2 separate regions of the Mus musculus genome follow, and region 1 is linked to region 2. The links are chromatin loops, found by intact Hi-C in ENCODE. Cell type or tissue: left cerebral cortex. All regions are shown on one strand.

The links. Peaks named below come from ENCODE experiments on the same cell type or tissue, not always from the same donor. Only the 100,000 strongest peaks of a DNase experiment are listed, where the experiment ranks them.
Region 1: it touches region 2 in a loop (2.5-fold over the local background); 2 of 42 quality-filtered maps call a loop at or near these places.

What each region holds. Positions count from the first base shown.
Region 1 is chr9:15,331,358-15,333,857 of GRCm38, reverse strand. Cep295 (centrosomal protein 295) reads left to right here. Exons shown (of 27, transcript NM_176976.4): 15 at 1-1,922. Among named protein-coding and RNA genes, the nearest start is that of Gm24339, 6.1 kb to the right of the region's middle. In left cerebral cortex, no CTCF peak of the experiment used is centred here; no DNase peak of the experiment used is centred here.
Region 2 is chr9:15,278,484-15,280,983 of GRCm38, reverse strand. Med17 (mediator complex subunit 17) reads left to right here and starts at 1,078. Exons shown (of 12, transcript NM_144933.2): 1 at 1,078-1,434. The coding sequence starts at 1,191. In left cerebral cortex, CTCF peaks have their summits at 1,002 and 1,211; a DNase peak (open chromatin) is centred at 1,032; H3K4me3 peaks cover 1,972 bases; H3K27ac peaks cover 1,285 bases.

The DNA.
Region 1 (2,500 bases), 53 kb before region 2:
ACAGTGAGGCTGGGCCAGTAGAATCACTCTCCTCCGTGGTTGTTCAGCATGCAGATGCTTCTCGTGCAGTTTCAGAAGTACCTAAGCGGCTCCAGGACGTGTATTCATCTGAGGAAGAAAATAGAGTTCTCTCCAGTCATTTGATCACCCATGGCTTTCCACAGCACAGCCTGCAAAGACAAGAACATTTTACACCACTCCAGGAAGAGACACACATTCAGAGGCTTATACTTGGTGCTAGAAAAAATAATGAGGAATTTGCTCCCAAGCAAAATGAATTAGAAAAGGGGCTCTGCTCTCAACAGACTGATGCCTTGTCTTCTCCATCCCAAGTCACCGACTGGGGAACATCCCGGGGGTCTGTATCAGTCAGAAGTGATAGGACAGACCCCTTAAGGCATTTTAAGATTCCAGCGTTTCGGGAAAGACTAGTTAGAGTTTCACAACATACATTCCCTCTCCAAGATAATTTGCAGGAACACCAAGAATGGGTAGACACAGAAAAAGAGAGCTTTCAATCTAGTCCTCTAACTCCAGAAAATCCATCTTCTCAACAGACAGGTTTTTCGTCCTTCAAAGCCTCATTAAGACTGCCATCGTGTGTGTCCTTGCCATCTGCTGACTCTGGTATCACACAGCACCCTCTCTCAACAGAGAGTGACAGTAAAGTCAAGTCAAGCCATCTTCAGATACCAGAACTGCAGCATAGACTTTCGAAGATATCCCAGCTCATCCCGCCTCAACAAGACAGTTTGAAGGCCCTTCAAGAACAATTAGCTACACAAAGGGAAGCCATCATCCACTCTAGACAAGAAGCTCATGAAGAAACACTAAGAGAATGGAAGGAAAAAATATTCCCAGAGCAGGTTGGTCCATTTTCTCCCCTGATACCACAACATTCACTTGCTTCATTCCCTGTTTCTGATACTGAAAGAGCACAAGAACTGTGTTCAACCAACAGTGACACCATATCTTCAGGTTATCCTGAGATGCTGGAGTTGCCTGACAGGACATTGGGTTTATCACATACTGCTTTACCTCAGCAGAATAATCTGACTGCACATCCAGAACACCTTCATGCACAAACAAATTTTTTTCACTCTACTGAGAAAGCCCAAGAAGGGTTGGTGTTTCCCAGACCATGTCAATTTGAAGAGATGTCTGCTGAGCATTTTATCCAGCCTCAACATGATGACTTAAAGGCACTTCAACAGCAGTTAGATATGCAAAGGGAAGCCATTAGATCTGGCCAGGAAATGCAAGAGAAAATGCTTTTGCAAAGGTTAAATAAATTGGAGCAAAGGATATCTTCCAAACAAATTAGCTCCTCTCTATTTTCATCCCAGGTAGCACTGCCCATTGCCAATTCTGACGGGACCTTACAGTCTTTCCCAACTAAAAGTAACGAGACTGAGCTGCTTGGGTCCCAAGATGAGTATCTGAGCTTTTCACAGCCTCGTCTGCCTCTGCAGAATAACATGACAGAGCAGTTGGACTTAGAAAAGGTATTTCATAAAGAACTGCTTTTACACAAACAAAAGAGCCAAAACAAAAGTGAATCTTCTGAGCATTCCCTCCCTCCTTTGTTTCTGTCCAAGGAAATAGAGCATCCATTCATTTCACTACCTTTTGCAGAAAGTAAATCTAAAAGCATTTGTGAGTTGTATTTATCTGACAAGAAGCATGCAGCTCCTAATGATGCTGTGATCCCAAGATTGCAGGACAGGCTTTTAAGCTGTTCCCAACCTGTCTTAACTCAGCAAGATAACATGAGTCTTCAGAAGCAGCTGAATCTACAAAGAGAAACTCTACACTCTAGGCAAAAAGCCCAAGAAGAATTGCTTGTGCAGAGACAGACATCCTTACAGCAGCAAATCCAAAGACACAGAGAGACTTTGAAAAATTTCTTTAATGTCAGTCAGGTATGTTCTGAATTTAAAACTTTAGCATAATAGATATTTAAACCTGATTTCATTTTAATCCTAAACCTACTTTCTCCTTAGTTATTGAGAGTAACTTAGTAATTGAGAAATTGAAACAAATATATCTACTTTATAGAGTCATTTTTAAAATACAGTAAACATTAAAGAATATGCATCTTTAGGAATTTTGTTGCAGTGGGTTCTCAGATAAAATTATAAAAAGGGCTGGTTAATAGATTTCTTATAGTGTGATAGATCCTGTTCTCTAACGACTGTTAACATTTGTATATGAATCAAAATCTGTGTCCTGTTTTTCCCTAAGTGACATAATGGTATAGTTGGTATGGTTATAATCTGATAGAAGCCAGACCTACACTTCTTACATTTGAGTTGCTGAGAAAACTGGCATCGTCACTCGGACACATATTTAGTTAGAATGGGTCTATTCTTCTTTAGGCCACTTCTTAACTTCCTTAGTGCAAACAATTCTGCAGCGCCTAGATGTTCAGGAGGTACTTGAACCTAGAAGTTAAAACCCTAGAGTGATGAAGGGAAAGTAATGGGGAAAAAAGGCAAAG
Region 2 (2,500 bases):
ATGTTCCTTGCTTTTTCTGGTGCAGCCTGCAGGCTGAAAGTAAGAAAGGCCACTCAGTGAAAGACATTGCTGGACATGACATCCTAACACCATGAGGAAAGGAGAGTGCCTCTTGGTGGACCACCTGAGGAGTAGCCTGCTCATACAACCCAAGACGGGGTATTTGGGCCAATCACAGCCATTTGTTTGGCTAAACACCGGTGTCTTTTGTTTATATGTGTACATGTCTGTGAATGTGTGAGTGTATGCGTGTAAGGGTGGCTGCATGTCTGGAGAGATAGCATAGTCCTCCATTTATCATTAAGCCACCAGTCACAGGTCTGCACAAAGCCCTGGCCCAAGCTGTGCTTACTGGGCCAGGACAATCAGTTGCAATCTTTCGTGTAGGCATATCTGAGTGTTCTTGGAGTGTTTAAGACAGCTGGTGCAGTTTGGATGGTAGTCCTGCTAGCTGTTTGACTCGGTCTTCTTTGCTGGAGGCAGCTCCATCAACAGAGAGACTCAAACAGCTGCGAATTATAGTTAACTACCGTCGACAGTCTTTGTGAGTGCTTACATAAATGTAAAGCCCTTACGTACGTCTTCATCGTTAACTTCACGAATGTAAAGTCACCTAGGGGAAACACCTCTGGGAGTATGTTCCCAGAGAGGTTTAACTAGGAAGTGAAAACCTACCCGGAAAGTGAGTGGACTCATCCCACGGACGGGCTCCCAGACCGAATCAGCGGGAGTGCTGGTGTGTGTGCTGCGTGTCTCAAAAATCAAATAACTAACCAACTAACAAAAAAGCTGCGTGTCTCAATAACTAATCAACAAATTAATCAGGCCAGCAAGAAAGCTATTTCAAAAACCAAGCAACCAATTAAACAAACAAACAAACAAACAAACAAACTACAACGCCCAGCGTATCTACATAAACCCAGCCCACTCCACTTGCACTGCAGCGGCTGAGCCCGGTCAGCCGGAAGTTCCTGGCTCTCACGTGCAACCTACAGGAAATGTCCGGGCAGCTGGCCCTTCGCGCATGCTCATAGTGTTCCGCGAGACGCTGCGCGGAGGATTGTGGGGCAGCAGTGGGTAGTTTGCTTCCTCCCGGCCGCCGCGTCGGGCTTGCGGGAAGCTTGTTCCAGCCTTCCGTGTCGGTGCTGTACTCTGAGTCTCCGGCGAGTCGCCCTCAGGCCGCCGCCAGCATGTCGGGCGTGCGAGCCGTGCGCATCAGCATCGAGTCGGCCTGCGAGAAGCAGGTGCAGGAGGTGGGCCTTGATGGCACCGAGACGTACCTGCAGCCGCTGTCCATGTCGCAGAACCTGGCGCGCCTGGCACAGCGCATCGACTTCAGCCAGGGCTCTGGCTCTGAGGAGGAGGAGGCGGCAGGGCCTGACGGCGATGCGCCGGACTGGGGGGGCGCGGGAGCCGACCAGGACGACGAGGAGGGTGAGGCTTCGCCCTCGTTGCTGGTTCTATCCCAGGGTCTCCCCTAGGGTAAACTGTGTTTTGTGGTGGGTGGCCTTGAGAAGTATTGACAGCAGTGGGAAGGCCGACCCGGTCGGGACTCGGGGTCCTGTTCAGGCCAGGAGAAGAGGCATTCGCTTTTTTTTTTTTTTTTTTTTTTTTTTTTAATAAAGAACAGCTGAAAGCTTTTGGGGGTGATTTTAGGTGGAAACAGGTGATACTTAAAATGACCACTGAAACTTTGAGGTGAATGAATTACAAGAAAACAAAACTGAAGAGGGGGAGTTTGGAGAAGCAACCAGACTAGACTTTGGATTCTCCTTATTATCAAAAAAAACCAAAATTTGAAACCACAGTTTTCGATTTAGTGATGTGACAGAATCGGTTTAAGTGAGGATGTTCGTGTTTAGTGTGGTAATTCGCCAGGCAGAGGCAGTCAGATTAATGAAAAACATGAGCAAATAGACACCATCTCAATAAATAAAGAAAAATTTAAATGTAGTTTTCATAAATTTGACAGAAAGTTAAAACACCTGGGACTGAAGAGATGGCCCAGCAGTTAAGAGTACTGATTGCTCTTCCAGAGGTCCTGAGTTGAATTTCCAGCAACCACATGGTGGTTCACAACCATCTGTAATGGAATCCGATGCCCCCTTCTTTCTGGTGTGTCTGAAGACAGCGTCATTGTACTTACATCCATTAAATAAATAAATAAATCTTTTTTTTTTTTTTTTTTTTTAAATCTTAAACAAGCCCAACATTGTCATTATCCAGTGTTGGAAAGGCATGCCAGCTCAGTAGTTTTAAATGCAAAATTCTAAATGTGTATCACATTTGATCCATGAAATCCCCCACCCACAGAAAGAACTATAGAGCACAGGTATGTATTAAGATCCAGTACTGATGTCATTAGGAACATTTGACCTGTCTATTAAGGGACAGGCTTAAATGGCATGCCTCCTGGCTTCCAAATATCTTGTGGTGTGTGAAAGAGTGACTAGTTCCTGTATGCTGGGTTGAGATATGTCTCAGGAGGGAGGAGAGTTAG